Linked DNA regions of Homo sapiens: region 1 is linked to region 2. A link is a loop called in an ENCODE intact Hi-C map of the cell type or tissue named here. Cell type or tissue: GM12878. All regions are shown on one strand. Links, peaks and the distances in the headings refer to the core of each region. The heading gives the core; the rest is flanking DNA.

What was found. A loop is a pair of places that touch in the nucleus more often than their neighbours do. Peaks named below come from ENCODE experiments on the same cell type or tissue, not always from the same donor. Only the 100,000 strongest peaks of a DNase experiment are listed, where the experiment ranks them.
Region 1: it touches region 2 in a loop (2.0-fold over the local background); 1 of 110 quality-filtered maps calls a loop at or near these places.

The regions. Positions count from the first base shown.
Region 1 is chr7:125,882,628-125,890,983 of GRCh38, reverse strand. No RefSeq gene overlaps it. Among named protein-coding and RNA genes, the nearest start is that of LINC02830, 730 kb to the right of the region's middle. In GM12878, for the core only: no CTCF peak of the experiment used is centred there; no DNase peak of the experiment used is centred there.
Region 2 is chr7:125,818,943-125,827,298 of GRCh38, reverse strand. No RefSeq gene overlaps it. Among named protein-coding and RNA genes, the nearest start is that of LINC02830, 670 kb to the right of the region's middle. In GM12878, for the core only: no CTCF peak of the experiment used is centred there; a DNase peak (open chromatin) is centred at 3,561.

The DNA of each region.
Region 1 (8,356 bases), core at 46-8,045, 64 kb before region 2:
CTTAGAAATAAAATAACTAATATTTAATACTTATTTCTGAAAAAAACTCTGGAAATTAAAAAACATTTTATTTGATAAGAAATATCTGTAAAAAGAAAGCACTGGAAGATTCATGGTTAAGGGCAAAATATTAAAAGTATTCTCTCTTTGAATAGGAACATGACAAGGATGCCCATTAAGATTGCCTTGAAAATATATTAAGAGAAATAAGGCAAGAAAAAAAAACGTAAGCCTCAGAAAGGAAAAAAAAATGATGCTCTGGTTATTTGAGATATTGAGCATATAGAAAATGCAATAGAATTTGCAAATAACAAGTAAATTTAGCAATGCCATTACATATCATAAACTATATTAAAAATTTACTTTCATTTACTAGCTGTATTAGTCTGTTCTCACACTGCCATAAATAAATACCCAAGACTGGATAACTTATAAAGGAAAGAGGTTTAATTGATTCGCAGTTCTGCATGGCTGGGGAAGCCTCAGGAAACTTGCAATCATGGCAGAAGCCCAAGGAGAAGTAGGCAACTTCTTCACAAGGTGGCAGGAGACAGAGAGTGTGTGTGTGAAGGAGGAATGGTCAAACACTTATAAAACCATCAGATCTCATGAGAACTCACTGGCTATCATGAGAACAGCATGGGGGGAAACCACCTCCATGATCCAATCACCACCTACCAGGTCCCACCCTCAGCATGTGGGAATTATGGGAATTATAATTCTAGAAGAGATTTGGGTGGAGACACAGAGCCAAACCATATCACTAGCAACAAAAAATTAGAAAATTTATTTAAAAGAAAACTATACGAAAAAACCCATAAATTTCGCCGAAAGACATATAGTGATACAATATAACAATACAATATAATTTCTATTAAGAAAATGAAATAACAATATTGAGAAAAATTTAAGAAGATCTAAATAGTTAATGTTCATGTATTGAAGACTCAGTTGTGGAAGGTTAACAATTCCCCTTGAAGTGACCTATTGATTAATGGAATTGTCACAATTACAGATTTATTTAAAGAAACTGAATATGAGTCGTGGTTCATTCTATTTGCATAAAATATATATGCATATAAAATATATATGCAAATGGAATGAGCCAAGGCACATATTCAGGAAAATACTACAAAAATAATAACAAACTTAGACAACATTTACTGCCAGATATCAAGATTTCTTTTACAGTTTAGTCATTAAAGCACTGTAGTAATGTCAAAAGACTATACAAATAATCACTGACTAGAATGGTGAATTCCAAAACAGGCCCACACACATATGGACCCTGGATTTCTGACAGAGTTGGTTCCACAGAGCAGTGGGAAAAGCAATAAATGAAACCAAAGTAGCAGGTTGTTTTCCAGCTTGGCCAACATGGTGAAACCCCTTCTCTATTAAAATTATAAAAAAAAAATTATCTGAGTGTGGTGATGGGCACCTGTAATCCCAGCTAGTTGGGAGGCTGAGGCAGGAGAATTGTATGAACCTGGGAGGTGGAGGTTGCAGTGAGCCGAGATCACATCACTGCACTCCAGTCTGCTGGGTGGGTGACCGAGTGAGACTCTGTCTCAAAAAAAAAAAATACATATATATATAAATAAATATATATATATACACATATATATGTATGTATATAAATATATATTTTTAGATATAACATTTTGTGGCTACTTTGTTTTATATAAATATAAATATATTTTTATATATATTTTTGGCTACTTTGTTTTATATAAATATATATATTATATATAATATTATATATTATATATATATATATAACAAAGTAAGTAGCCAAAAAAAATATTGAGCCCCTTCATCTACAGTCCATACAAATATCAATTCCAGGTAGATTATAGATTAATAAGTGACAAGTAAAATAATTCTGGAAAATAACATAGGCAAAAATCTTTATAATCACTGGGAAGTAATTTTTTTTTTTTGTAAAGAGGACTCTAAATATTTGGTAAATAGGCCTAATTAAAGATCTTTATTTATCCATATATTCTATTAGGAGAGTTAAAGGGCAAGTCACAAATTAGAGAAGGTATTTGCAATCATATAATTGATAAAACCTTATATCTAGAATAATAGAAATCCATATAAATTAATCAAAATAAAAAATATGTAATTACAAATGAGTAAAAAACATATACAGTAACTGGGTACTTCATAAAAGAAGATATTCAAATGGCCAAAAAGATAATGAAAAGTTGCTAGAGTCCTCATTTAGCCATATAGATATAGATTACCTCATTAATTATATGAAGCTATCAATGAGATATCACCACACACCTCTAAAATGGTGAAGTTAAAAAAAGAACCTAATTGCAGTAATATTACCTTCCATGTATGTGATGTTTGAAAAATTGGAAGCTTATCAGTGGAATAAGAACTTATTTAAGAAAAGAAAAGATGGATTGTGACTAGGTGCAAAAATGGTTGGGAGTGGAGATAGAGTTTTATTGTTTTGCATTTTTAAATCTGTTCATATTTACACTAGGATTTTATTTTGTGAAAATGCATTGAATGGAACACTCACGATTTTATGCAGTTTTTTTATATGTATGTAAAGTGTTTATTTTAAAAATCGAGGTGATAAAAGAAGAGAAATAACGGCAGTGAATTTAGATAATTCTTTCCAGAAATATTCTAAGGGGTATAGAAAATGGAATAATGGCCTAAAGAAAGTAATGCTTTTTACAGAAAACATTTTAAAAGTATACAAAATAATAACTGGCTGCACATTGATGGAAATGAAATACATGGGAAAAAATGATATGGGAGAGAGAAAGGGGAAATGTTGGATTGACCCTCCTGACCTTGAGGGAATGAGGAAATGGGATCTGGGACAGTAGAAAACACGGTTTTACATAGAAATCAGGGTATTTCCTCTATGTTATCTGTGTAGTTCACACTGCAAATCTTTCACACTCAAATGTATCTAAATCATTCTTGTAATTAAAACTTCAGTGTATATCATTCTCCAAGTAAATGGTTTTCTTGAATTTAATATCTGTTCTAAAATATACTGTTTCCAATTTGTAGTCTTAAATTAGCATCTTCCATGTTTTATGATCCTGTCTCTTAATTCTTATATTTTATATGTTTCCTTTACATTTCTACAGAGCTCTCTTTCAGACTCAATCTTTTCAACCTGTCCTCATTGAGCAGTCATTTCCTTTGCATTGATCTATGCTTTACGTAACTTTAGTTTACCCTCCCTATATACTTTGCAGCTCCAAGCTATCTACTTTGACTGATGAGATCCGAACAGAATTCCAGGTGGAGCTGCATCTTGGTATTTTAAAAAGTTAAAAATAAAATATAAAATAAAAATATATTTTTTATTTTTTCATTTATGTAAAAAGTTATGTACTTTTTACATGTTTTATTATGTAAAAACATATGTAATAACTGTTTTTTATTACGTAAAAAGTTAAAATATAAAATAAAAAAATTTTATATTATAAAATATAAAAATAATATAAAAGCATTTTGTTTATTTTCATAAAACTTTTTAAGGGTGTTCAACATTTTGTGGACCTACTTTTTCTTTTAGCATACAGTAGCACATTGAATTAGATGTGTTCAACCTAACTCAATGTGTTATTATATTGGCTTATATTATGTTCATCTTCACCCTCTTTATTTGGCCAAAAAATATTTATAGATCACTGCTCAATAAACACGCCACCATGATGTAGGGCAGTGTTTTTAAAACCTGACTATCATCTGGCAATGTATGAAGAGAGTGTTCTTGAAACTTCCCTCTCTTTTCTCAAATCCAGACAGTTGGCAGCCTCTCCATTTCCATTTTACAGGTCAGCTACTACCCCCCGTCATTGACTGCCCCATGTTTACACTTCACATTGTTTAAGATTTATCCTCTAAAACACTAATTATACTATTCAAAATGTTTACAATTTTCAAGGACTCATCAATAATAAAATCAGACAACGACAGCAGCAATGTACTTGACATTAAGAACTTCAACTTCTGATTCCTATAGATTCCATTTTGAGAGTCTCCCATCTTACAGAACTTTTTCTAGACTCTATATACTTTGTGTCTCTGCTTTTACTGCCTGTTCACCTTCTTTTTCCTGTGTAAAGAATGACACCCCTCTTTCCATTGGAGATTAGGTTTCAAAATACGAATTCTGGAGGGACATAAAGATTCAGTTGATAGCAATGCCCAAGCCCCATTTTTTTCTCTTCGCAATACTACCATTTCCATGAAGCTATTTATTCCTTTTCTACATTATTAACTACAACCACTTCTATTTCCCCTTAGCACTTTGTATATATCACAATTGTAGCGTTAGACATACTGTATAATTCATTTATTTATTTTACTAACTGTGAGTTTGTTGAGGTTAAGAATTTAAGCTCTATTTGTATGTTCTTTGTCTACCACAGTGCCAAGGAGATAGCAGCATGCTCAATAAACATTGATTGAATAAATTCATACCATGTATTTCTTGGATCTAAAACTATCTCTGGAAAAAGGAAATTAATTAATTACTCCTTACTTTTTAAATTAAACTTTGTGCTAAAAATCTTCTATTTATTTTAATTGTAGAAAGCAGAGCTATGTTGACTAGTTGCTCCTTTAATTCCATATACCACAATCCTCATACAATGACAGTAATCACAGATGATTTCTCCTCCAATTCTTAACTCTTACCCTCAAACTCCTGCAGTCATGGAATCTATATTTTATCATAAGTTATACCAATTTTCTAAGTATGGAAGGACAATTTTAGTCTGATGGTTCCTTCTACCTAATATTTCAGTAGAAATCATAAAGGCAATCAGTTTAACAGATATGATGTACTGACACAATTTACTAACATCTGCACAGTTTTTCTTGGCATTCTTTCAACTATCTTAGGCAAGTGCCACATTTACATCTATCTACAGGTAATTTGTCAAGTAGGTATATAAAAACAACTTTTCTAGAGGTCTTGATATTGGTCACAAATCTGATATAGTTAATTATTTCTATATAGGAATCATTAATGTGTTTTAATAATTTTGAAGTAGAATTGTTTTAATATTTCCCCATTAGAGAGCAAGGAAAATAATTGTTTGTTCACTGCTTTAATGCTCATCTTGGTTTGTTCAAGCTGTTATAATAGAACACTACAGACTGAGTGTCTTATAAACAACAGAAATTTATTTCCCACAGTTTTGAAGGCTGGAAAGTCCAAGATGAAGTCACTGGCAGATTTGGTGTCTGGTGTGGGCCTACTTCCTTATTCAGAGACAGCTGTCTTTTCACTGTCTTCACATAGTTGAAGAAGTGAAGGAGCTTTCTGTGTCTCTTTTTTTTTTTTTTGAGACGGAGTCTCGCTCTGTCACCCAGGCTGGAGTGCAGTGGCGTGATCTCAGCTCACTACAACCTCTGCCTCCCAGGTTCAAGCGATTCTCCTGCCTCAGCCTCCCGAGTATCTGGGACTACAGGTGCCTGCCACCACGCCCAGCTAATTTTTCTATTTTTAGTAGAAATGGTGTTTCACCATATTGGCCAGGCTGGGCTCTGTGTTTCTTTTATAAGGGCACTAATGTCATTCATGAAGGCTCTTCCCTTATTCCCTAATCACCTCCCACAGGCCTCACTTCCAAATATCATCACATTGGATAGATTGAAATATATGAATTTGGGAAAGACATAAAGATTCAGTCAATAGCAATACCCAAGCCCCATTTTTCACTGTGGTTATTGATGAATTTAATTGACTCTTGGTTATGAGAGTGTTTAAAGAGCACCTTTGTTGGGCAGATTTAAAAAGATATGTCCATTAACAGAATTAGGGTAAACTGTCCCACTGGCCTAGACTAACTGGAAAATATATACACAGGACTTATTATTTTGGTGTATATTTCCTTCTTATTTTTCTTGGTATAATGGGCTTTATATGATTATTTTATCACATCTAATATTTCATTAGTTATGACTATGGCTTACCTAAGCTGAATTCTGTTTTTCCTAAGAATTTTCATTTTTGGGCATGACTTTGGTAAGTTAAATTGTACAATTTTACCTTCTGAATATTTGCTACATAGAATTTTTCAACTTGGTATTTAATTCACCTTTGAAGTTATGATGCTTAGTAGAATATATTTCCCCCAGCCTCACGGGGCACTTTCTTTTTTTTTTTTTTTTATACTTTAAGTTATAGGGTACATGTGCACAACGTGCAGGTTAGTCACATATGTATACATGTGCCATGCTGGTGCACTGCACCCACTAACTCGTCATCTAGCATTAGGTATATCTCCCAGTGCTATCCCTCCCCCCTCCCCCCACCCCACAACAGTCCCCAGAGTCTGATATTCCCCTTCCTGTGTCCATGTGATCTCATTGTTCAATTCCCAACTATGAGTGAGAATATGCGGTGTTTGGTTTTTTGTTCTTGCGATAGTTTACTGAGAATGATGATTTCCAATTTCATCCATGTCCCTACAAAGGACATGAACTCATCATTTTTTATGGCTGCATAGTATTCCATGGTATATATGTGCCACACTTTCTTAATCCAGTCTATCATTGTTGGACATTTGGGTTGGTTCCAAGTCTTTGCTATTGTGAATAATGCCGCAAGAAACATACGTGTGCATGTGTCTTTATAGCAGCATGATTTATAGTCCTTTGGGTATATACCCAGTAATGGGATGGCTGGGTCAAGTGGTATTTCTAGTTCTAGATCCCTGAGGAATGGCCACACTGATTTCCACAATGGTTGAACTAGTTTACAGTCCCACCAACAGTGTAAAAGTGTTCCTATTTCTCCACATCCTCTCCAGCACCTGTTGTTTCCTGACTTTTTAATGATTGCCATTCTAACTGGTGTGAGATGGTATCTCATTGTGGTTTTGATTTGCATTTCTCTGATGGCCAGTGATGATGAGCATTTTTTCATGTGTTTTTTGGCTGCATTAATGTCTTCTTTTGAGAAGTGTCTGTTCATGTCCTTTGCCCACTTTTTGATGGGGTTGTTTGTTTTTTTCTTGTAAATTTGTTTGAGTTCATTGTAGATTCTGGATATTAGCCCTTAGTCAGATGAGTAGGTTGTGAAAATTTTCTCCCATTTTGTAGGTTGCCTGTTCACTCTGATGGTAGTTTCTTTTGCTGTGCAGAAGCTCTTTAGTTTAATTAGATCCCATTTGTCAATTTTGTCTTTTGTTGCCATTGCTTTTGGTGTTTTAGACATGAAGTCCTTGCCCATGTCTACTGGTACCAAAACAGAGATATAGATCAATGGAACAGAACAGAGCCCTCAGAAATAACGCCGCATATCTACAACGATCTGATCTTTGACAAACCTGAGAAAAACAAGCAATGGGGAAAGGATTCCCTATTTAATAAATGGTGCTGGGAAAACTGGCTAGCCATATGTAGAAAGCTGAAACTGGATCCCTTCCTTACACCTTATACAAAAATCAATTCAAGATGGATTAAAGACTTAAACCTTAGACCTAAAACCATAAAAACCCTAGAAGAAAACCTAGGCATTACCATTCGGGGCACTTTCTTAGGTATGCTAACTGGGTACATGATCTACAGAGGGTAACTGGATCTACATATGACACCTCTGACAACAAACATAAATGCAGGCTCTTTTCTAGTATCATCTGCTTTTCAGAGTTGCTGGAAAAGGGAAAACTTAAGTATAAATTATATTAAAGTATAAAAGGACATTTGGTTTTATATAAACTTTTGGGAAAGACAATTTCCAAGGTTGGCTTTATGAGATTACAGTATATATACTTCTATGCTACTAGCAGGCACCATGGTGTCAAAATACCATCTAAGGCTTAGTTAGTCCAGTTAAACTCTTCATTACCTAATTGCAGTTGTGATACTGAAGGGGGTCAAAATTTCTCAAAAACTCATAGTGTTTAACACTTGTCTAGACTGTTTTTATTTTGCCTCAGTTGTAGATTGCATCCATCTGACTGTATTTTGTAGTACTATTTTGAAAATTCCTTTACAATGGTCTTTTTCTTTGGCTCTTGTCCACTGTATGTTCTATATTATGATTTGTGAAAGGAAAGCATCATTCAAAATTTAGGAAATTGTTTTTTAAAAACTTGCATTTGTTCAAAATTAACATGATAGTCGACAGAAATACTTTAAGATAAACCTACTCATCTCTCTTTTTTTTGACTTTTCTTAGGCACAAATACTATTAAATAGCTCTTGAAGTTTATTTCCTGATTAAAAATCTATGTCAGGCTTTTCTGATATCTTTGTGTAGAGTCCAAAATGTTGTGCCTTTGAAAAATATTCTCTAATGTCCTTCCCATAAGCAAATATAACTCATTTTTTAAAAACACTAAAATCTGGT
Region 2 (8,356 bases), core at 188-8,187:
TCCAAGATTCTTAAATTTCTAGATTAATGGAAGACAATTGTATTCCTCACATCTGCTTCTGTTTTCAATCTGCTCAACTGGAGTGTATGAAGATATTTTGGCTTCCTATAGACACATTGTTGGAAAGAAACGGGGCGAACATTTAATCAGACTTTTCAGTTAATTGTGAATTTTTGAATTAATATTGTACAAAAAGTTAAGTGGTATTTTTTTAAAGATTAATTGCTGCTTGGAGTCTGGAACCATATCAGTGAAGTTTTGGTATTCTGTTATGCTAAAATCTCTTGGTCTCTCTTCAAATTTGAGTGGTTCTTTCACCCATGCCTGATTTCGTAACGTGAATTAGTTATCTAAAAGTATCAGTTCCCTAACTTATGCAGATTTTACAAATATTGACACATTTCATTGTATAATAGTAAAACTCATGTTCACCTATTTAACCATGAATCTGATCAGAAAAGTCCTTAAGTTTTGGGAAAGTGTCAAACACGATGTTAGATACAAGTTTCCTATCATTCTAGGTTTTTTGTTTGTTTGTTTTTTGAGAGCTCAAATTTTATCATTGGCAATATTGTGAGTAGTTTCCCTTGAAGTGGCAGATTTACTCTGTTGATTTAGTTCTTCACAAAAGAACGATATTCCATTCAAAAAAAAAAAAAAAAAAGCAGCTAGTTTAGCTCAATAAAACTAGTCACACAACTGTTTTTCCTTGAAATAATAATTACACTTCAGTTTACAGCAGAAATCCTTTATACATGTTTTTCATTAATCCAAAGCATATTAAAAATGTACTCATGTCAATATTTAATGAAAGTGAATAATATTTTACTGATTAATCAAAGACATTCTTAGTGAAAATGACTTTTTTTTTAACAGTGTGTACATTGTGATGAAGACTATAATGGCTGCTCATATTATTTGGTAACACTTCCTTGATTCTTGCTAAGATGTCAGTGGTTTTCCCCACTATTACTTTTGCACAATTAGTAAAAATTCCAAGATGCCAACACAGTGAAAAGGGCAAATGACATCTTGACATTGTTATGATATTTGTATATTTGTTTTGAGATCGCCAAAACCCTGAAAATGTCTCAGGGACCCCCCAGAGTTCCACAGACCACACTTTGAGAAAAGTGATCTAGGCTTTAAAGAGGGCAGATTGAGTATGCATTATATCCCTTTGCTTATTTGGCAAATTCCACTAAATAACAGAAAAGTGTTTCTTAGGAATGTATTAAAAATGTCAAAGAGAATAGGAAAGGATACAACAATAATATTGTTTTGGAAGCTGGAGATGGATGAATGATGACAGCTGATGTCACAGATTAGAGAGAGCTAAAGCTTAAGCCAGAGTGGAGAAAGTGGAGAAGTCATCTTTTTATCAATGAGCTCCAAAAGAGTTCAAGAAAGGCAAACTTGTGAACATCTTTAGGTTAAAACATGAGGACTAATGAAAAGCACTTTTAAATTTTATTGCATATCCCAGATTCCTTTTCTCACACCATCTATGTATGTGATTACCTAAGCAGAAGCCAGATTTATTTTCTAGGAGAGTAAAATGGTAGATCCCTGGAGCAGGGGGTATCAGAAACAGGGACTATCAGGGTGAAGATTAATGTGCTAAAAACAGGGTATTGAATGTATATCTATTTAATGAATGCTTAGATTTTCTTCAGCTTCTAAAATGCTTCCATCTAGGTCTATAATCTACAAGGAAGAAAAATAAATGAACTGTCAAAGGGAACCTGTCAAGTCGCATAGGAAAGGGGCAAGATTCAGACTTCTTCAGTGGTTCTCCAAGTGAAAAGGGCCAGTCAGATTGCCCAACTATGAGGCTCATGATATACAAGTTTCTAATCAGATTTTTATTAGCCTATAATTAAATTATATCATTTGGGTAAAATTCTCACTGTCTTTATTTAAATAGTTGAAAAAATTCATGAGTGAAGTCTGGAGTTTACTGTCTTGGAATGTTTTTAATTATGAATGCAATTCTCTTAAAATACATAAGATGATTGAGTTTATATGTTTCTATTCTGTCAGCTTTGTTTTGTTTTTCAAATGAATATTCTATTTCAGTAAATTTTTTGGCATAAAATTGGCATTGCTCACTTATCTTTTCATATCTGAAAGATATGTGTTCATTTCCACTTTTCATTTTCAACATTGCTAGCTCTCTCTTTTTTTCTCTTTCATTAAACAGCCTTGATAGCATTTCGTGAATTTTATTGATATTTCCAAAGAACAAATTCATGTGGTTATTGATTTTCTTTCATATATATTTTTTCCTTTTTATGATCTCTGGCCTTATCTTTCCTAATACTCTCTTTGGGTTTAATATACTGCCCTTTTTTAGCTTATTGAGATGAGAGACTGGATAATTCATTTTATTCTGTCTCCTTTTAGGATGTGACATTTAAGTAACTCTAAGCCCCAATTTGCCTGAATATCATAAGTTCTAATTATCATTCAGATTATTTATTTATTCATTATTAGATGATTCAAAATATCTTTGAATTTCATAGTTACTTCCTCTTTGATCCATGGTTTATTGAAATATGCACCAATTAATTTACTGACATCTGAGTACTTTTTAGTTACTAGTTCTGCTATTGATCTTCTGAAAATTCCCATCCTTTGCAAGTTTTTGAGGCTACTATGTGACTCAAGATGTGGTCAGCTTTAGCAAGTGATATGTTGGCTCTGAAAATAATATTGCATCTGCCATTGCTGGGCAAAGTGAATGTATATTATCTATACATTATATCTGTATTCATATCTATATCTATCTGCCTACTTATCTATGACGGTTAAATTATACAACCCTTTTTTTTCTCTGTCTATAGCTTGTAGATGCCAGATTGTGGAATTTAACCTCCATAATCACATGAGTCAATTCCTTATAATATAAACCTTCCCCCCTCCACCGTCTCCTGCTCTCTCTTTCTCCTGCTTTCGCTCTTTCTCCTGTTCTCTCTCTCTCTCTCTGTGTGTGTGCATGTGTATGTGTGTGTGTGTGTGATTTTTTGTGGGAAATTTTCAAAAATGGAATTAAAAAATAAAAGCTATAAACTTTATTTCCAAACATAAGCTCCATTAAGGTCAAGAAACTTTGGTAAGCAATGATACCAGCCATTTAGTCAATTTCCAAAGAACCGAGGGCCCTGGGAATTTAACTATGTCAATGAGGTCTTTTTTACATTATCAACTGAAGAAAAAATAGGTGCCCTTTACAGATTTTTTAAGATTAAGAAACAAAGAGAAGTCAGAAGGAGCTAAATCATGACTGTAGAGTGGGCACCTAATGATTTCAAATTGAAACTCTCACAAAATTCCCCTTGTTTGGTGAGAGAAGGGAGCAGGAGCAATGTTGTAATGGGGAAGGAGTCTGTGGTGGAGCTTTCCCAAGAGGTTTTCTTCTGCTAAAGTTTTGGCTGAGTTTCTCAAAAGACTCTCAAAACAAGCAGATGTTATTATTATTTGGAACTCCAGAAAGTCAACAAGCAAAATGCCTTGAACCTCTCAAAAGGCTGTTGCCATGACCTTTGCTCTTGACCAGTCCACTTTTGCTTTGACTGGACCACAACTTCCACCTCTTTGTAGCTATTGCTTTGATTGCTCTGTCTTCAGGATGATATTGGTAAAACCATGTTTTATCTCCTGCTACAGTTCTTCAAAGAGGTGCTTCATGATTTTGATCCCAGGTTTTAAACATTTTCATTGAAAGCTCTGCTCTTGTCTGCTCAGGATGCAATGGTTTTGGCATCCATTGAGTGGAAATGTTTTTTAACTTTAATTTTTTAGTCAGAATTGTGTAAGCTGAACCAATTTACATATCTATGGTGTTGGTTATTGTTTCTGCTGTGAATCCTTGGTCCTCTTCAGTTAAGGGCTTTTCTTCCTGGAAAATGGATGTGGATAGTCTGCTGCTGCAGGCTTCATCTTCAACATCATTTATCCCTCCTTAAAATGAGTTATACATTTGTAAACTGATAATTTCTTAGGGGCATTGGTCCCATAAACCTTTCATAAAACATCAAGGATTTCACCATTTTTTCACCCAAGCCTCGCCATAAATTTGATGCTTGTTCTTGCTTCCATATTAGCAGAATTCATGTTGCTCTAGTAGGGGCTCTTTTCAAACTGGCGTCTTATACTTCTTAGTGCCTCAAACTAGACTTTGTTTGGATATGTCACAAAAAGTTATTAAAAATTTATTCTCATCTAAAACTTTGAAATGTATGCATGGTTTTCTCTTAATATACATTTTTTGATGAACTTTTTGGATAGATTATAGATCTATCCAAAAATGAATAGATTAGATGGATAGATAGATAGATATCAAATAGGTCAATTGGGTCAAATTTTTAACTGTGCTGTTCATCATATCTTTATATCATTAACAATTTTTTCTCATTTTTCAACATGTCTTGTGATAGACAGTAGGTGTTAAAGCCCACCATGATGACCACTTTTACTTTTTGTTCTGTCAATTTTTTCTTTCGGCGGAAGGAGTGTAATCCTCTAATGGAAGAATAATATTTTTAAAATAAGGGCTTAAGTTTTATATATATAATATATATCATATATTATATATTATACATAATATATGTACTATTATATGATATATATTAATATGTGTATGTATATTGTTATTTATATTATATATTATTTATACTATATTAATATTATATTACATTATGTATTATACATAATATAGTGAGAGTGCAGTAAATTTTCCTAAACTGGACCCACCTATTTACCAAGCACTCAACTCAGTAAACCACACTGCCAGCATTCCAGAAGGTCTTTTCAGGCCCACTTCAAACAATTTAACTTCTGTCTCTTCAAGGTACCCACCATGCTGATTTTCATCACCAAAGATGTATTTTGTTTGTCTGTTAACTTTCTATAAATGAAATTATAAATACATATTTATTTATGTCTGGCATTTTTGTGCAACATTAAGTGCACCAGTTTTTCTATAATGAGTTTTACTGTATGTAGTTGTACTTTGTTCATATTCCTTGACATATAGTATTCAGTATTCTACTTTGTGAGTCTCCACAATACAAGTGTACATTTCTATCTTCCTTCATAGAAACATTTGTCCTTATTTCATAGAAAATATGAGGAAGTTTTACTGTAGTGTTTTTATTTTTTAAATCTCACTGTAAATATCAGTTCAATAGTAGAAGGTAGGATAAGTTGAAGGAAGAGAGATGCATTAATCAAAGTGGTGAAGAAGTGCCTTGACTACAGTCCCAGCTACTTGGGAGGCTGAGGCAGGAGAGTAGCTTAAACCCAAGAGACAGAGGTTGAGGTGAGCTGCGATCGTGCCACTGCACTCCAGCCTGGGTGACTGAGTGAGACTCCGTCTCAAAAAAAAGAAAAGAAAAGAAAAGAAGAAGAAAAAAAACAGTATCAAATAATTCCTCTGGACAGTGGTAGAAAACAACATATTTTGTCACAATATTTTTCTCCTTTGGAAAAAAAAAAAAAATCCCTGGTTTTTCTTGTAGTTTTGATTTCATGATGAACTATGACTTGATAGGAAAGTAAGGCTTTTATATTTCACCCTAGCAACGTTTTTTGTTTGTTTGTTTTTTTGTTTTGTTTTGTTTTTTTGAGATGGAGTTTCGCTCTTGTTACCCAGGCTGGAGTGCAATGGCACAATCTCTGCTCACTGCAACCTCCGCCTCCCGGGTTCAAGTGATTCTCCTCAGCCTCCTGAGTAGCTGGGATTACAGGCATGTGCCACCATGCCCAGCTAAATTTGCATTTTTAGTAGAGACGAGGGTTTCTCCATGTTGGTCAGGCTGGTCTCAAACTCCCGACCTCAGGTGATCCACCCGCCTTGGCCTCCCAAAGTGCGGGGATTACAGGCGTGAGTCACGGCTCCCAGCCACCCTAGAAACATTTTTAAAAATCCTGGAGATAATTTATTCGTATAATTTACAAAACTGTATTGAACCTATATTATATGTTAGGAACTTAGCTACAGCATTTTTAAAGATGAATAAAACATAATACAATTCAGATTCTTCATGTAGGAATAACAATCTAAAGGCCTGCAGAGCCAACAGTTTAGTATTGAGCATACTGCTGTGAGGTTTCCCAAAGAAGGTTATAACTAAGCTGGGTGTTGAAAGAGGAGCAGAAGTTTTGCAGGCAGAAAGACAGAAAATGGCATTCAATAAAGAATATCATATGCATGTCAAAGCATGTGTCATCAGTTTGTAATAGTCAGCTAGAAGAGGTCAGAATCTCAAGCTTACTGGAATCACTAATGTGGTTTGAGAGAAATGAGACAGAACCAAATTGCAAAGGGATTTGTCTACATGACATAATAAAAAGCTAGAACTGTATCTTCTAAGTAATGCAAGTCCACTATTAAGTAGAAGAATAAAGCTATCTTTATAGTTTCATTTACATTTCTATTTCTTAACTCTTCTAAGTCTAAACTTTTATTTTGTGTTTTCATTGGCTTTTATTCATATTAGTCAGCTACACATTTTTAAAGCAACTAAGTAGTCATTTCCCAGCCCTGTGATACTTAGGCATAGGACATGGGACCAGTAAAAGAGAGATGGGAAACATGCAGTTAGAAAATTAGAACCTGAGTCAGAACCAACCTTCATTCCTCCCTATCCTCCTCCCAACCACCCACCCTCCTTTCCTCACTTTTCTTTTCTTTTCCTCCTCCTCCTCCCTCCCTCCTTTCCTTCCTTCCTTCTTCCTTCCTTCCTTCCTTCCTTCCTTCCTTCCTTCCTTCCTCCCTCCCTTCCTCCCTCCCTCCCTCTCTCCCTTCCGTCCTTCCTTCCTTCCTTCCTCCGTTTGTTTTTTTCTCTCTCTCTCCCTCTCCCTCTTTCCTTCCTTGCTTTCTTACCACAAATATCTATTCCAGGCATTCTATATTGCCAGTCAACGTTTTATACATCTGTAATCCAGAAGTTATCTTTTGATAAAGGGGAACAAAAAATAAATAATGGGTAAATATATGATTGATCTAGTTCCAGTTTAATGCCTGAAACAAGTATAATCTCTGTGTAACATTTAGATTGAGGCTTTTGGAGTAAACTGACCTTTCATTCAGTTCCATTTTTACCACAATCATGTGACCACAAGCACATTACTTAAACTGTCTGGATGGAATTCAGTGTCCCAATTTATATAAGGGTGAATCTTTACTTAATATATATGTTTGGATATTAAATAATGTAATATTTTAACATGTCTGATATATAAGTACACATGTTACTTATTAAAATACATTTATTATGTATTTATTGAATAATTCTGAGTAGACTATGAAGAAAACTAGAAAGTTTGCTTTATTGAAAATTAAGAAAATGAAAAAGCTTGAAGAAAAAAAGATTTCCACAAAGAAAAAACACTTTTTACAAACTTTTGCCATTCTCGATTTTTACATTTCTATTTCTTCCTCTTCTTTAAACTTTTATTCTCAGTCTTTTCATTGGTTTTTCTTCATATTAGGGAATTTAGCAACAATACCATGTGTTACAAGTCCCCCTAAAACTCAGAGACTTATCAATGTATACTTTTATTTTACAATTACTGAGTTATCTCACTCTTAGATAAATGAAGTGATTTATTTTGTTTAAGTATTAGAAAACCAGAACTTGATTAGTCAATTAGAAGTGGCAAATATCTTCAATAAATTTTTGATTGCATCACTGACACTTTTCAATTATTTCTACTGTGTTTTTTAAAACTCTGAGAGGCATGAGCAAAATAATACTATTTCAGCATTAACTAAAATTCTAGTTCACACACTCATCTTTAGTAACCACACTGTCCAACAATACATTGAAAAAGTGATTCACTATAACCCAGATCAATAAAGTCATTAATCACTTCTTCTCTATAGGACAGATGATAAATCAGCCTATTGCACAAGGGAAAATTTGACCCCTTGTTTTCCTAGAAGTTTAATATATGTATTAAATATATTTAATATATTACACATTAAGTTTATATATAATACCTTTGTTATATTAATTCTTTAATATCCACTGACTAGATAAGCCATTTTATATCACTGAGATTTTATATTTTATTCCTTTTTTTACTTTTATATTCAATGCTTAGAATAATGCCTTCTACAGTGTAAATACTATTTTTAAATGAATGAATTGCCAATAATTTGTGTAATTAACATGTATTGAAAGCCATTCATCTATGTAACAAAAGCCATTGTCTATACTTAATACATAGTGATATGTATTAAGACATTGACCTATTGTTAACTCATTGATCACTGGCTCATCCATACTACTGGCCCATCCATATTATCTTTACTATTTCCTGCAGTTTAGTAGTTTTAGTTTACAGT